2 separate regions of the Homo sapiens genome follow, and region 2 is linked to region 1. A link is a loop called in an ENCODE intact Hi-C map of the cell type or tissue named here. Cell type or tissue: gastrocnemius medialis. All regions are shown on one strand.

Region 1 (8,000 bases):
CTATTCTATTTCTTTGACACCCAGTAAATGCTAAATATGTTTTTCTTGTATAAACTCATTGAAATTCTTCAAGGCAAAAAAAAAAAAACAACCACTTTATTCTGGGAAGAAATGCAGAGACAGGAATAGGTAGTGAATATACTTCTTGGAGCAAGAGGAAGAATAAATGCAGGTAATTAATGTATAACCAGAAGAAATGCAATCTCAGAGATGGGAGAATACTGCTGAAGACCTCCATGTCTATTTCCTAACCTATAACAATATATTTCTTAAGAAAATATTGCCCAAGAGAACAGAATTCTCCAGAATGCCTTTTCACATTTCACAAGAATCTGCACTGTACTCTGGTCATCTTCAGGGTAAGGCCTCAGGTTTGGAGGAATTTCTAGATTACATCATACGCCAACACTGACATCTGCTGGAAATGCACATTGCTCACAGTTCCTGCAGTTGGTTAAGTAGAAATAAAGTGCAAAGAAACATTTGTTTTATTGAGATGATAATCTTGGCAAACAAATTTTTAGGGATAAACATGGCCATAGGATTTTTACTCTAAATTACTAATTGTTATATACATAAGCCTTAGCATGGTCCAAATAAGCGTATTTGATATTTTTAAAAGCAAAACATTATACATATCTCTGAATATGAAGAATTTAATTTCATCCCATGTTTCGTAAGTAGCATGGTTATTGTTCTCTGGATTAGAGAAAAAATTAAATTAGTTGGAGGCCTCACTTTTCATTGATATGTGAACACAGTTTTGACAAATGATTTGTTGCTGTGGTTTGTATTATTCTGCCCATTCTTCTAAGTTTTCTTCCTGCTGTCTCACTTGTGATATGAATTAGGTATTTGAGGAATAGTGAAATTGAAGAAGAATACACTTTCCTACCCTTGGCTACATATAAATTTTAAGTATAATCTAATGCAAAATATTCCTTGCTACACTAATCTTTCATTTACTGAAACTTTTCAGTAAAAGAAAAATAATTCTACAACTTAAAAATTATTTTGTTTCATTTTTTCAGAAAAAAAAATCTGTATATTTTCCATGGGTATCTGTAAAAATTACCTCCTAGTTTCCTAGCATAAGCCTTGCATGTTAGGAAATATTAATATTTTCTTCTGAATTTATCTTATAAGTTATCCTTTTGGGAAAATATTTATTTTGTCCCTTTAAAAAATCTTTGCATTATAAAACATAGCAAGGAAATACAAAAAGTATATCATATACAAATGTGCAGTTTAATGTATTATGGAAAGATGGGCACTCATGTAACCACCACTCAGATAAAGAAATAGAACACTGCCAACATGTTTCAGAAAATCCTCATTGCCCCTTTTGTATTACATTTCACATCTTGGTTCCTTTTACAGTTTAACCCCTGAGTATACATTTTTAAATACTATGGTTTAGTTTTGCCTTTTGCTGTGATTTATACCTCTTCCTTGATTAGTATTATTCAATTTTATGAACATATAACCATTTTTTGAACCAAAGTGTTCTTGATGAACTTTTGGGTTGTTTCTGATGTGGAGCTGTTTCTAATTCTAATATAAGCATTTTTGTCCAAGTCTTTTGGTGCATATACAGGCATTTCTGTTGGATATAAATCTAAGAATGAATTTGCTAGCTCATAGGTTATAGGTCTTCAACTTCAGTAACACCAATATATTTTAATAACGTGGTTTTACCAATTTGATCTCTACCCAGAAGTACATGGTGTTTCATTTACTTCACATCTTCACCAACACCTGATATGGATACTTTCTCATCTTGGCAATTGGGATGGAGTGAGTAGAGGCATTTCATTTGGTTTTTAACTTGTGTTGAATATCCTCTTTTATAAAGTACCTGTATAAGCCCCTTGCCCTTTTTCCTAATGGGGTGTCAGTCTTTTCAAAAACATATTTCCAGAAATTCTTCATAAATTCGGTTTATTTGCCCTTTGTTGTTGTGTTGCAAATACCTACTCCTATTAATGCAGACCTATGACAGAAAAATCAAGATTCCTTTAATGAGCTGTTTTGGCTTGGAGACTGTTGACCCGGCTGAAACTTTCCTGGAATTGTGCTTCAGTTTGAAAATGTTTCTACCCTAGTGCCCTTTCCTTCACAGTTGTCAGGTCTATAGGACGGTTTGACATCTCCTTTTAATTTCTGTGGCTCCTTCCCCACTAAGTCTCTTGCATTTTTGATCTATCTTGGCATCTATTTCCCAGAGGACCCTAAGTAATACAGTCCCTGTACTTATTATTCCAATTTGCCACCATGTTGTCTTTTATCCAACAGCTGGTTTCCTTGCGTGCAATTTTACCTTCACAAATCCTCTGTCAGCAGCAACCAGAATAATCCATCTGTCCATAGCTGCCCCCTGAAAGTGTAAACTCGCTATTGAGGCCCATCAGATCTCCATAATCCCATACCAGTCTATCGCATCAGTGTCTTCATCTGGCCCTCTCAGCCTCTCATTTTATGTGATAATGGTATCAACTTTGTTGATGCCTTCCACTCAGGTCTTGTATTTGTTTCCTCTGTGCCTTAGTAAGGTGGCCTCCTCTGCCTGGGATAATCTTCCTTCCTCTTTTCCTAAATACAGCTGCTCATCTTGTTGGCACCCCCTCCAGGAGAACTTCTCACATCACCTCAAGCTGGATTTACTGCTGGACCCCACCAAACACCCTACCCCCTCAATACTCCTAGGTCTTACATGTTACTGCCTTGTGACTTTCTCCCCAAGGGAAACACAGCCTCCACCAGAGCAGCGACAGTACCTTACTCGTTTCATCTGCGTATGTCTAGTGCTAGCACATACTTAGCTTAAAGTAATCAGTAGATTTTTTTGTAAAATCCAAAGTGTTGGGCTCTAGTAATTTAAGAATTTGCTATTTTTAGAAACTCTTAAAATAAAAAATAATCGATTAGTTTGTTCAAGTGTTTTGAACCATTAGAGAGCAAGTTATTTGTATTTTGGGAGATGACGCGAGTAAAACGGTGACTGCCCAGTTTTCGTCATTTTAGGGTTACAGGAAGCTCCACCAGAGGGCGAGCAAGAGAAGGAAAACAACATAAATTAGAATCAGTCTGTTGTATACTGATAGCAAATCTGGAGGAAAACTTTTAAAATGGTAATACTAATAACTAGCGTGGTGGCTCAAACCTGTAATCCCAGCACTTTGGGAGGCCGAGGTGGGTGGATCACCTGAGGTAAGGAGTTCAAGACCAGTCTGGCCAACATGGTGAAATCCCGTCTCTACTAAAAATACAAAAATTAGCCGGGTGTGGTGGCACGTGCCTATAGTCCCAGCTATCCAGCAGGCTGAGGCAGAAGAATCACTGTAGTCCGGGAGGTGGAGGTTGCAATGAGCCTAGATAGCACCACTGCACTCCAGCCTGGGCAACAGAGCGAGACTCTGTCAAAAAAAAAAAAAAAAAAAAAACACCTGACTAAATTGAGTTCTAAATTTCTGAATTTTGTGGAGAACTAGTTTCTTTGTCCATCCTTATCTATTTGTTTTTGAAACAAGACTAATAAATAAACTAATACATTGATTTTATCTTTTGGAGTCTTGAAAAAAATGCAATGAGGCAACTATTTCAATAATTTTTCTTATATAAAATATTTCCTTCATATACATATGCATGTGGTGGGTAAGAACTTGATAATAACAAATGAAAGAATTTCAAATTTCAAAAGATATCCACATTATACCAACACATCCAATCAATTCAAGTTAAAGACACAGTATCATTAGAGTTTGTAGGACCAAAATGCGGGTGATTGTCACATTTTGTCTTAACCAACTTGAGGTCTGGTTACTGTGCAATTATAGAAGGCATATAGTAATATTCTCCTTATCCTCATGAACATGATAATGCCTTTAGAAAGTTGCATGACACTGAAAACCAGGGGAAAAACTGTGAATTTGGGGAAATTTGTGTTCCAACACAGACCTATCTTCTGGGCTCCTTCTCTTCCATTTCTCCTTAGGAATCAGTGGCCTTTCTCTTTTCCCATAACACTAGGCAGTCTTTTAGCATATCAGTTATCAGTTTGTATTTTAACTAGTTGTTGACACGTATATCTTGCCCACTCTTCACTGGATTCTTTGAGCACAGACTTTTGTGGATTAATCTGTCTACCACAGTGCTTAGCAGATTAGCATTCTGTAAATTCCTATGAGGAGAACAGAAAAAAACAAAAGAATGAAGAGAGGGTGGAAAAGGGATGAAAGGAGGGAAGAAGGAAATAAACTAATATGGATTTAAGTCACTTTCCAATAAAGTCTCCTTAAAGTTTTTAAATCTCATTAACTATGAATTTTTAAATTCATGTCTAACTCAGCGATTGTTAATTAGCTGTGAACAAGTGGGAAATTGTAGGAGAATATGGTGGTTTCTCAGACCCCCTTATCAAATGAAGTAACTGTTCGATACACATTTTCATAATGAAGGTTCTCCTGGGAGATGAGATAGCCTAAATAGAGATCAGAGCTTCGAGCCCTATGAAATAATATAAAGGGAACAGGATGAAAGAAAAATACACACAACTAATTAAAGCAAGATAGATATGTTAAAAAGCATTCAACTGTAAGTATATATTCTGTACGAATCAATGTCCACTGCAGTTCTTACAATTTGTTCACAGGTGGATGGCCTATGTTCCTCCTATGCTCTGCTGTTGTTGCTAATTAGCACAGGTGTGAGGTGCCAAGGGAAAGAAACCAAAACATAAATAAAAACAGTTCAGCAGATGGTAAGGAAAGGCATTTGAATGCAAGGCAAGAGATTCATAAGTTCAGAATTAGAAATATTTTAAGGGATGCAGAGAGAACGTAAAGGTATGTTCTCTTTCACCACAGATGCTTTATAAGAAAATGTTCATAACGTATACCACTCATACCAGAATATTCCTTCCCACACATCCTTCTCTCCATAGACAGCGAGTTAGGTAATCACATCTTTGTATTCAAGCGAGGGAAGTTTTAATTAAACACATTCTAAAATACTGTATTTGGTGGTATAGTTTGGGCTTTTGGGGTTTAGGGTCAGTGTGGGCTGGAAAATACCAGTTCACTTTTCCAGACTAATTTTCAAAGAATGGAAGGTATTGAGTCAATCAACCTTTCTAGATACTGTGTCTGCATTGTTTTTACAATCTGAAAAGTAGAGTGTCATAGAATGTTCCTCATCTGCATTTTCCATGAAGGCTAGAAGACAGATTTAATAAATATTAATGTATACAATCAGCCAGTTCCTACTAAATAAAAACTAGATGCTAGGCTCTAGGTGCTTCACAGACATGAGTAAGACTGGTTCCTCCTAGCAAGAATGTACCTGTCTTTGGAACAATTCCAAACTGTAAACAAATTTGAAATATCAGAACAAAATGAGTACTGAAATACAGTTAAAAGCAATACATCATGAAAAAAATAAAGCAAATAATAATGCTTCATAGTGTCAGGAGGGAAAATAATACTTCTTGATGCAGTGGCATTTAATTTGGCAAGAAGGATGAGTCAGTATCCAATAGCAAAGATGGCTGGAGAGTGTATGCCACCGAGGTAATGTTATGCCACCTTTACTTTAACAAGGTCTCTGCTCAAATGTCACCTTCTTCGAGCACACCTTGCTCTCATCTCCCACATTATTATAGTTACCCTGTTAGCAAATCCTCCTAAGGTATTTTGCACACAGTTATCTTTTTTTGATAAAATTATAGTAGATATTAACCAATTCTGGTGACTCAGCATCTTTTAAAGAGTCGGGAAGGTGATGAGATACTCCTAAAACAAAAAGATGATTTAATTGATTAAATTAAATTAAATTGAGAGGCCAAGGTGGATTGCTTGAGCCCAGGAGTTCAAGACCCACCTGGGGAAATAGGAAGACCCCCATCTCTACGAAAAAATTAAAAAATTCTCTGGGTGTAGTGGTGCATGCCTGTAGTCCCAGCTACTTGGGAGGCTGAGCTGGGAGGATTGCTTAAGCCCAGAAGGTTGAGACTGCAATTAGCCATGTTTATGCCACCGCACTCCAGCCTGGACAATAGAGGAAGACCCTGTCTCAAAAAAAAAAGAACAATTTAAAAAAAAGTTAAAAGGAGTTTTATTCATATCCTTTTGCTATTTTTCACTAAAACAACACATATTTTACTAAAACAGCATACATATTTTACTGATTTGGCAAGATGTCTTCTATAATTTCTCAACTAACAGTGATAGGTAAAGTGGAAGTTTTGTAGGACATTTTAAGATTCTGAAGATGACAAACTGACTCAACTAAATAGGGAAATGGTCTAAGAAAAAAGTAAATAATTCAGATTTTAAAAAAAATAAATTTAAAAAACAATGAATATTTACTAAACTAGAAATCTCTGAAAAGCCAATTAAAGTCTCCTATTATCTTACCACTAAAATTACTTTCCTATGTGATTAACTCATTTTTGAAAAAATGCTTTATAAATATATAACACTGTATGATACTTTACTTATTTCCTAAGTATTGAAACATTTCCTAAGTATTGAGACCAGGATTTTGCCATTATAAAAATGCTGCAATGAACATGTTTATTCAAAAATATTTTTTCAATATTCAAGTTAATTTTTAAGGATAAAGTGAGTTAGACAGTAAGTAGGGGAGTTGTATCATTGTATTCCAGAAGAGAATGTAGTTTTTATTTAATTTTATTCTAAATTATTTTGTGGTATAAAGAGATTCGGACTAGTGAGGGAGGAGGGAAATACTAGATGAGTGTCTATACAGATGGAATTACATACTCTACATATTTTGTTTTAGTCATTACACTGTAAGGTTCTTGCCATTGATCCTTGTATCTCAGAGCCTAGCATCCTGTACAGTATATAACCAGATTCTAATATGTTTAAGTTGAAATAGTACTAATTTAAGCATTCAAAATAAACCTATGATGAAACATGTTATGGAAATATACTAGTGTCACTGAAATGTTACTAGAAGTATTATTTTGATAAATACAATAAAAATATTTAAAATACATTATTTAATGGTATCATTTTCATAATGCATTCATTCTATTACTTGATCTTGAACACAGTTAAAATATTTGAAGGGGGATTCAAAGAGTTAAGCTTAGATATGCCTAAATGGTTACTTTCATATTGGGTCTAAATGGGCTAGGTGTTGTCTGTGACCATATCAAATTGAAGTAAGAACTATACAAAATTTTCAGATTGACCATATCAAATTGAAATAAGAATTATACAAAATTTTCAGAGTTAATAAAAATGTACTTGATTCTGTTTTTGAAATAGTATAAATGAAGTAACAGCAGGTCTTGTGGTGGTGGTAAATTACAAGATAGTTTCATTGCTAAACATGAAAGATAAAATTACAGATAATATAAATGAGAGAGTGTGTGTACCTGGCTACTTTGAAAGGGATGTGTAATCGAAGAATCAGGATAAAAAGTTGAAGAATAAGTGGAGTGATTTTTAAAATTGATAAAATAGCAATCATAGTTAACATGTATCAATTACTTGCTATAAACCAAGCAACTTTCTAAGCTCTTTTTATATATTAACCCAGTTCTTTCCTCCATAGTCATTAAACCAGAATGTGTGCAGGTAGGAACCAGTTATCTGGGGGATCTTTTAAAAGTATCGATACTTTTATTGAGTTTTATTTTAAAAGTATCGAAACCCCATCTCTACTAAAAATACAAAAAATTAGCCGGGCGTGGTGGCAGGCGCCTGTAGTCCCAGCTACTCGGGAGGCTGAGGCGGGAGAATGGCGTGAACCTGGGAGGCGGAACTTGGAGTGAGCCAAGATCGCGCCACTGCACTCCAGCCGGGGCCACAGAGCAAGACTGTCTCAAAAAAAAAAAAAAAAAAAAAAAAAAAAAAAATCCCCCCGACAATTCCAGTTTGCAGCAAAGTCTGGAAACCACTCAATAATGGTGCAGTATTTATATTCTCGTACTTATTTTATTAAAGTGGAAACTGAGTCAGAGAAGTAAT
Region 2 (8,000 bases), 100 kb before region 1:
TTTTTCTTGATAATTTTGCCTTGCAATGATCTAAGAAAATTTACCATAGTCCACTACTATCCACAGTAACCTCCTTTAACTATGATTTATGCTACCATCTACTGAAGAACATTAATGATTCAAAAGACTTGGGTTCTAGTTTGACTCTAAAAACTATGGGGTTCATGTCTTTTTGGCAGTTTATTTACAATACCTATGACTTGGTTTTCTCATCTATAACATGGGGTTAAATAATATTGTGTCATGCCTTAATTGATTGGTATAAGGATCAAAGTGATACGTGTGTGAGGGTGCTTGAGTTCCTTTTATTTTTTCACTTCTGTACTCATTATGCTTATATTCTCTTTGAAATACTTTTCCTCCTTGTTATGGGTCACATTTTCCTGCCTCTTGTCATGCCCAATGATTTCCTATTGAATGTTGGACATTGTGATTGTTATATTGTTAAGTGTCTGGATTTTCTTGTCTTTAATGAGTGTTTTGACACTTAAGTTGCAGACCAGTTTGATTGCTTTGAGTATTGTTTTGAAGATGTATTAGGGCTGGGTTTGTTGTTGTTATTTTGTTTTGTTTTGTTTTGTTTTTGAACAGGGTCTTGCTCTGTCACCCTGGCTAGAGCGTGGTGGCACGATCACAGCTCACTACAGCTGTGACCTCCTGGGCTCAAGTGATCCTCCCACCTCAACCCCTCCAGTAGCTGGGATTACAGTTATGTGCCATCATGCCTAGTGTATTTTTTTGTAGAGATGGTATTTCACCATGTTGCCCAGGCTTGTCTTGAACTCCTGGGCTCAAGCAATCCATCTGCTTCAGCCTCCCAAAGTGCTGAGATTACAGGTATGAGCCACTGTACCTGGCCAGGGATGGTTTTAAGTAGCATTTACTCCTGGGATAATTTCACTAAAGCATGATCATTTGGAGTCTGTACTGAACGTCCTCAAGTGACTACCGAGGACTCTTCATGCTGATTGGGTGGTGCTTGAATGACACCCTGGCTTTTGTGAGCTCTAGAAATTATTCTGCTTACAAATCCGAGGTTGCTTGTTGTCTGAGGTCATGGAGTTTTACTCCTATGTGCACTGTCTAGTACTCAACAAAGACTCAAGGTGATTCCAGTAACAAATCTGCAGCTAGGTTTTTGTTTTGTTTTGTTTTTATAGTTCTCTCCTTTCTGTAACTCTGTCCTACAGCTTCAAAGGAATTCAGCCTCTCTGAACTCCAATTGCTGTCCTCAACTCCCTAAGACTGCTAGATTCTGTCTGGTTTCCCCTTCCATGTGGCCATGGTACAGAAATTTCCTCTAGGCAGGAAGCTAGGGAGGTTGTAGGGCTCACACTATTGTTTCCCTTTCCTCAGGGATAATAGTCCTGGGCTGCCTACTGCCTAAAGCCTAAAAATACTTTATTTTAGATATTTCATCCAGTTTCTGTGTTTATAGCAGGAGGTTAAGTCTGGTCCTTATTATTTCATTATGGCCAGAAGTACAATTTTCATATGAAGTTACTTTCAATTCTTTAAATTATTATATTTTTTACATTACTTCTTTCAACTATCTAATTCTTAAACATTTAGATCAATATACTCTCAAATTGCCATTATGTGTTTGAGTGTGTGTCTGTATGTGTGTGAGAGACAGAGGGAGAGAGAAAAGAGATACCAAGCATGCTACAGAAAGATATCATTTTTTATTTTCTTCTCTTCAACTTTCAGGTTTTGGCTTTTGAGTAGCAGACATTTTTCTTTAATAGTTATGTTTCTTTTCATGGGAATTATACAAAAAATAGCATCAAAGTGATAATTTCTGCCATTTTATTATCTAGAATGAAGCTAAGTAAAAGTGAATTTAAAGAAAAAGGATTAAATAAATCACAGTAAACATAAAAAACAAGGCAAAACCTTTGAAGATGGTAAGCTGGTGTATGGCTGACGGGTCTGGGGCCTCCTTTACATGGTAGAAGGACTAGATAAAATAAGAGCAGAGGAGAAAAACACTCAGCTATTCTGCGTCTGATCTAACATTTTATTTTTCTTCCCCTTGAAAATTTTGTCTTCCAAAGATGTATTCATATAATTGTTCTTCTGGGGGGATCCTTCTGCATTTGAGTTGACTAATGGAAGATACTTGCAGTGTTTGGAAGTCAACGATATGATGTTACTACCAACAACCACTTTAATCAGAAATAAACTAAGGAGCACTTAGTCCTGAACATCTCTTCTTCATCCATACTTTCCTCTTGACAGCTAAACACTTCTTCCATTTATTCAGAGAGAAAAAAAGACTGGGAGAAAAACTTAAAATAGAACTATTAAGATAGAAGAACAGAAAGTAAAATGAATGAGGACAATTTCTAACAGAAGGAAGCAGAGGGTTCAATTTAAAACCTGTATCTATTTTACAGTTGCCTATGCTGTGGTTGTGTTGGATTGCCAGAGTTTAGAAAGCAGACACTGTCCTTATGGATTAATTGGATGAACCACTTACTAGGGAGGAAAAGAACTGAATGTGTTCAGAATCTGTGACTACATTATTCTAAGCCTAGGTCTGTGTATCTGCCTCCCAGTGCCATATGGCAGAAGCATAGGTTGGTAATTTCCAGATTATTTAGTTCCAAACTTTTCCACAAAATGTGGTGATTTTATTTATTAACACTGAGAAGGAAGATATTCTGCAATATGATTAACAATGGTGGAGAAAAACTATAGAGATAGCTTGTTATAAATACAGTCAAAGCTCTGTAAATCTGTGGTTTTCTTGAGTTCCAAGGCTTTGAGACTAAGGCAGCAAAGATTTAAGTTGCAAGAAGCTCTGTTTTACTCTTTCTCTCTACATCTTCTCTACATCCCTCCTGATGCTACAATTTCCTCAGAGCTTGGGACTGTATGTAGAGTTATTTGACTGACCCTTTTAGCACACAGTAGTTGGGAGAAAACATCGTGTCAAATCATGCTGTGAGGGGATAAAAGGTAAATTCTGCCAGTTGGTTGTCGAATATCTTGTAAGAAAAACTGAATGCTTAGCCTTCTATATAGGACTGCCAATTAAATATTTAAATTAAAAAAATTAAAGATGAGCCAATCCTTCTAAATGGAAAAATACAATGATGCGTCACTAAAACACAATCCTGATGAAGTAATTTTCTATTCTTTTCCATAAGAGATAAGCACCTACTGAGATAAGTATAGGCTCCTACAAGTAGAAGAGCCTTGGAAAAGAACACAAATTAGAGGTTGTTGGAGAAGCAATGGCAGTGACTTTACTGTTTCTTCATATCTTCTTTTTTAAAAATACTGAAACTCACCCCCTCAAACAGGAACAGATAGCATTAAAGTTGATGTTGGCCACTGGGTGGCAGCGATGCCTCAGTAACATTATTTGAACAATGAGGACAGTTTGCCAAGCTTTCTCCATCTCCTCACCTCCAGATTCATAAGCACCATTTTCCATGCTTACAACTGTCACTAGTGGAATCATAAATTCTATTCATAGCTCCACTTATTTTCATCTTTTATTCCTAAGAGGAAGACATAACTTCTCTTAGGCTCTTTATGCTATCTATAATTTCTGGGACTTTTATTCAGAGTTTGTTTTGCTGGGATTTTTTTTTGACCTTTCACTCCATTTTCAGCTTTTTTCTTTCCACTTATGTCCTCTCCTTTATATACAATATGCCCAGAAATATTCTTAAAATTCTGCACAGCTAGGCATTAAGATCAATCTTGCCTGTTTCTCTTGGCTTTTTCTCCTCATCTCATCTTTCCTCTGTACCATAAGAAGACTTTCTCTGAGAGGAGAATGATGAACTATTTACTTTTAGTTCCCAGTTCCTAGATCTGCTAAATCACATCTTCTGCCCCCACAGAAGTAGAAAAAGAAAAACGCTATTGAGCATAAATCTCATGATTTTGTCTTCTTTGAACAGACATTTCTGTCAATTTGCCTTTAGGGATGTTGAGCTTTGAGAATTCTTTCACCCATTTATTTTCATTTTGTTTCTTCAGCTGGGGTCCGTATACAAGAGGACTTCTTTAGTGAGATGTCATGGCCAACATCCACTTAAAATATAAACTTAGTTAAAGCAACTGTACTTCTATGGGGAATCAGCACAAAATCACAGAAATAAAGCTGCAAGTTAACTTGGAAATAATGTTGCTCAAGCATCTGCAACGTTCTTAGAGGAAGGATCTATGTATGTATTCTCCAGAGCCTACAGGTGGAAAGGGAGGGCCTTGGTAGGGCTTTACTGAAATCAGAGTCTGACAGTGGGGTAAGGGAAAAGGCATAACCATCAATTATATTTTCCTCCCAGGAGGGAGTGTCTGCACAAGACATTGATGCTGGATCATGGTGGAGTGGTATGTGTAATGGCAGTACCTGCTGGTGAATCCCTCAGATAAGATATTTTAAGTTTCGTAGGTGGAGAGTACATAATTGCTTAGAGAGTCACTAGCCAGATGCTCATTTATCTAAAAAGTTGGTTCTTGGGAGGCATACATATGTTTCTTAAGATTTTATGTCTAGTTATGAGAGAACTCAGATTTCTGGAACAAATACTGCCCATCTGTACAATAGGGTTATTAAATATTTATTATTTATATTGCCATGGTAAGGAATAAGTAACATATGCAATTCACCCTGCATAGTATGTGATAAGAATTAAGGAATCAGTACATGTAACTTCCCTTCTCTCAGTAATAAACAACAAATGTCATAAGCATGGGCTTAGAGCAACATATTTGCATTAAAGTTCTGCTTACCCACTTACTGGCTTTATGTTTTTGACTTTTAAGTTTAGTTTTCTTCTCTGTAAAATGTAAATATAATAGCACTTACCTTACAGGCAAGGTGCTTTTTCAGGATTTATTGGCCATGTGTGCTATACAATAAATATGCGTTGAATTTAATCTATTACTATTACTAGAAAATATTTTGCAGTAAAATTAATGAAACAACTGGAAAGGCCAAATTAAGCTGGGCATTAGGACTGATTATTAAGCTGGGCAAGTGAAGAACTGTTTATTAAATGACTTAGGACACAATTGCATGATCTATATATTGTTTTCTTCTACAGAAGAAATGTATTTCTACAAAAACTTGAGAATGAAATAAAATAACTTTCTCTTGTTTTGCCAAGAGAAAAGTTATTTAAAAGGGTTGGGTGATAAAGGTAGCTAGATTTCATAGGATCATTGAATGTCTATTCTTAACAATCTTTTTCATTCTATTGCTATTTCAGATGCACTTAATTTCTGCCAAAATTTTGATTATTTTTTAAAAATTACAATAATAAGAACACTTATAACTAGAGACATATATTTTTCCTTAATTAAAAAAGAAGTCAGAAGCTAAGTTTGAGTTTCTAATCTTTAGCACTTAATAAATATATAAGTATACAAAAACCCCCAAGATTTGCAATAATAAGGAAAATATTCAATTAACACAGTAGTGCCTGAGTAGGATCACTGAATATCCAATCTGTGTTCAGGTCGTAACTTAAATACTTTGGTTGTAAAGGTAATTTCCTTACAGTAGTGACAAATTAAGCAATAAAAAATGATTTGGTGACAGAAGTGGCAAGGGCATTACCAACACACCCAATCTTCAAAAATTCAAAGAATGTAATTTTCTTATTTAGAAATAAAATATTAAAGTGGTATTGAACTCTAAGCATAAAGTATTTAGACACATCTGAAAACTAAATTTGTCTGTCTTCATGTTTTGTAGAACTCAATTATAATTCACTTCATTGTTATCATCTTCTCTAGAGAAATCAAAAATAAAATTCTGCCCTTACCTGCCCTCCTTGTGGTCACTGTACAGATTCAATTATAATACTTCAAAATACACTCTTGTGAATCAAATTGAGGAGGTCATATTGAACAGATATATGCGGTTTAAACTGTAGGAATTAATAGATATGTCTGTGACAATAGCTTAACTCTAGGGGACAAAAGAATGTACATTGCCATTTCTTTGCTAAGCTCCTGGCAACCTTACCTCAGTATTTTGATAATGTATCACATGTTAAAGAACAAGGGACAAAATTGAACATTATATTTTTTGAGAAAACTAATTAATTGTGTATGTATAAGTACATTGGCCTTTAAAAATGAAACCTCTAAAATCATGTGCTTGTTCTAGCATTGCAAGACTTTTTCGTTTCTATAAAGGAAGATTAAAAAACCCTAGGTTCAGCACAATGAAAATAAAACAGCAAGTCAAAACATAGCTATCTTATTCATAAAAATATCCTAGATCGGGATAAGAAGTTGATTATAATGGCAGGCATATTTTTGGCCTCATACATGCACAAAATAAAGGAAGTATGATGTTCAGAGATTTTTAAGTGAACAATAGTATGCCATCACCACATTTTCTCTTTCACATTATTATGCTCAGCTAGCTCATCATTCCTTTTTTTCTGAACAAAAATGTATGAGAGCTATAAAGCCCCAAGTATCAGATCAGATTGTTCTAGCTATATCTCATCAAGCATTTTCTATATTGAAAAGTTAAAAGCCATTATGTGGAAGCTCTATTAGAGAACAGCACACACACACACACAAATAATCTTCTAAATAGGGTTTTCTAATCTTAATCAGAGCACATTAGTATTGCTTCTGTTTCCTTTTAAGGAGGAGATGGTATGAGTTTAACTTGAAGATTATAAAGCTTATAACTTTTCAGAAGAGGAAACAGGAGACCAATAGAAGTAAATGAAACATATTGGGTGACATTAAAAACTGATGTAGTGATCATAAAATGATTCTAGAGTTCATTCTCATCTTGGGACAACCCAAACCATGGGTTTCATTTTAAGACTTAGCCAAGTCCACTGACCTCTCTATCATTCACCTACATTTCCTGGTCATTAAAGCAATTAAGCCATTCTGTTGATCACTTTTGTTGTTTTAAGTTAAAAAGAAAATAAATCTTGCTGGTTTCATTTAACAATTTATTTAACCAGTCCTTTCTGAGTTCCTGCTATGTGCCAGGGATATTCTATGGAAAGCAATAATAAGACTATTTTATTCACTCTTCCTGGAGCTTTTAATTCTGGTAGTGGCAAAGAGACAATAAACAATACATCATGTGCAAAGTAGTGATTAAAGGGTATAAGAAATAACACAAGGGAACTTAACAAAACAATGGGAAGAGAGAAAGTCTTAATTTCATATTATATGCTTGAGAAAGACCTCTCTAAAAAGGTAACATGTTAATAGAGAACTGAGGGAACTTAAACAGTGATCTGAGTGGCCATGGCTGAAGAAAAGAATTCCCGGGACAGAATGTAGAATTGCTAAGTCATTTAGACAGGATTATACCTTGCGTGTTTGTGAGTGGTGGGAGCTGGTAAGAAGTGGGAAAGGGGTAGGAGATGAGGTCTGAGATGTAGCTGGAGGCAAAGTCATGGGGGATTTGGGTTTGAATTCTAATAAGGTGAGAAGTTTTGTTATCTGACTTATGTTTTGAAAGAAGGTCTGAAAGCTGGGAGCCATGGCCTGCGCCTGTAGTCTCAGCTACTTAGAAAGCTGAGGTGGGAGGATCCTTTTGGGACCAAGAAATGGAGACCAGGCAGGGCAAAGTAGAAAGACCCTGCCTCTAAAAAAGAAGATGGGGGGGGTGGGGGGGGAGGGTGGGGGGAAGTGATTAGAAGTGATTAGGCCTTCTGTCCCCACAGGCCACAGTCAGTGCTGCTGAAGATTCAGCTTTGTTTCAGACTTTCACACTGAAGCTCTGCAGCTTTATTTGGGCAGGTGTGGAGGGAAGCTCCCTGGAGGCAATATGCAGGCTTAGTCCTGTCCTTACCTGGCTGTAGAGAAGGCCTGCAATGGCATCTTGTTTGCTTTTAGGTATATTTTGACATTTTCCAACAGTATTAAGGCCAGTGTATTTCTTTGCATTCTAAGACCAAAATCCAACCAAATATGACCATTCATTAATGGTCATATTTTAAGTTACAGATGCATTTTCATCAAAATAAACAAGATCATCTGCCCTC

The links. Hi-C counts contacts between places; a loop is a spot of excess contacts. Peaks named below come from ENCODE experiments on the same cell type or tissue, not always from the same donor. Only the 100,000 strongest peaks of a DNase experiment are listed, where the experiment ranks them.
Region 2: a loop joins it to region 1, with 13 times the contacts of the local background. A loop is called at or near these places in 56 of 110 quality-filtered maps.

Annotation. Positions count from the first base shown.
Region 1 is chr3:152,467,189-152,475,188 of GRCh38, reverse strand. No RefSeq gene overlaps it. Among named protein-coding and RNA genes, the nearest start is that of MBNL1-AS1, 200 kb to the right of the region's middle. In gastrocnemius medialis, CTCF peaks have their summits at 415 (motif pointing left) and 3,038 (motif pointing right); DNase peaks (open chromatin) are centred at 3,048 and 3,278; H3K27ac peaks cover 1,793 bases.
Region 2 is chr3:152,570,003-152,578,002 of GRCh38, reverse strand. No RefSeq gene overlaps it. Among named protein-coding and RNA genes, the nearest start is that of P2RY1, 260 kb to the left of the region's middle. RefSeq lists a silencer at 3,336-3,415. In gastrocnemius medialis, a CTCF peak has its summit at 3,326 (motif pointing right); a DNase peak (open chromatin) is centred at 3,352.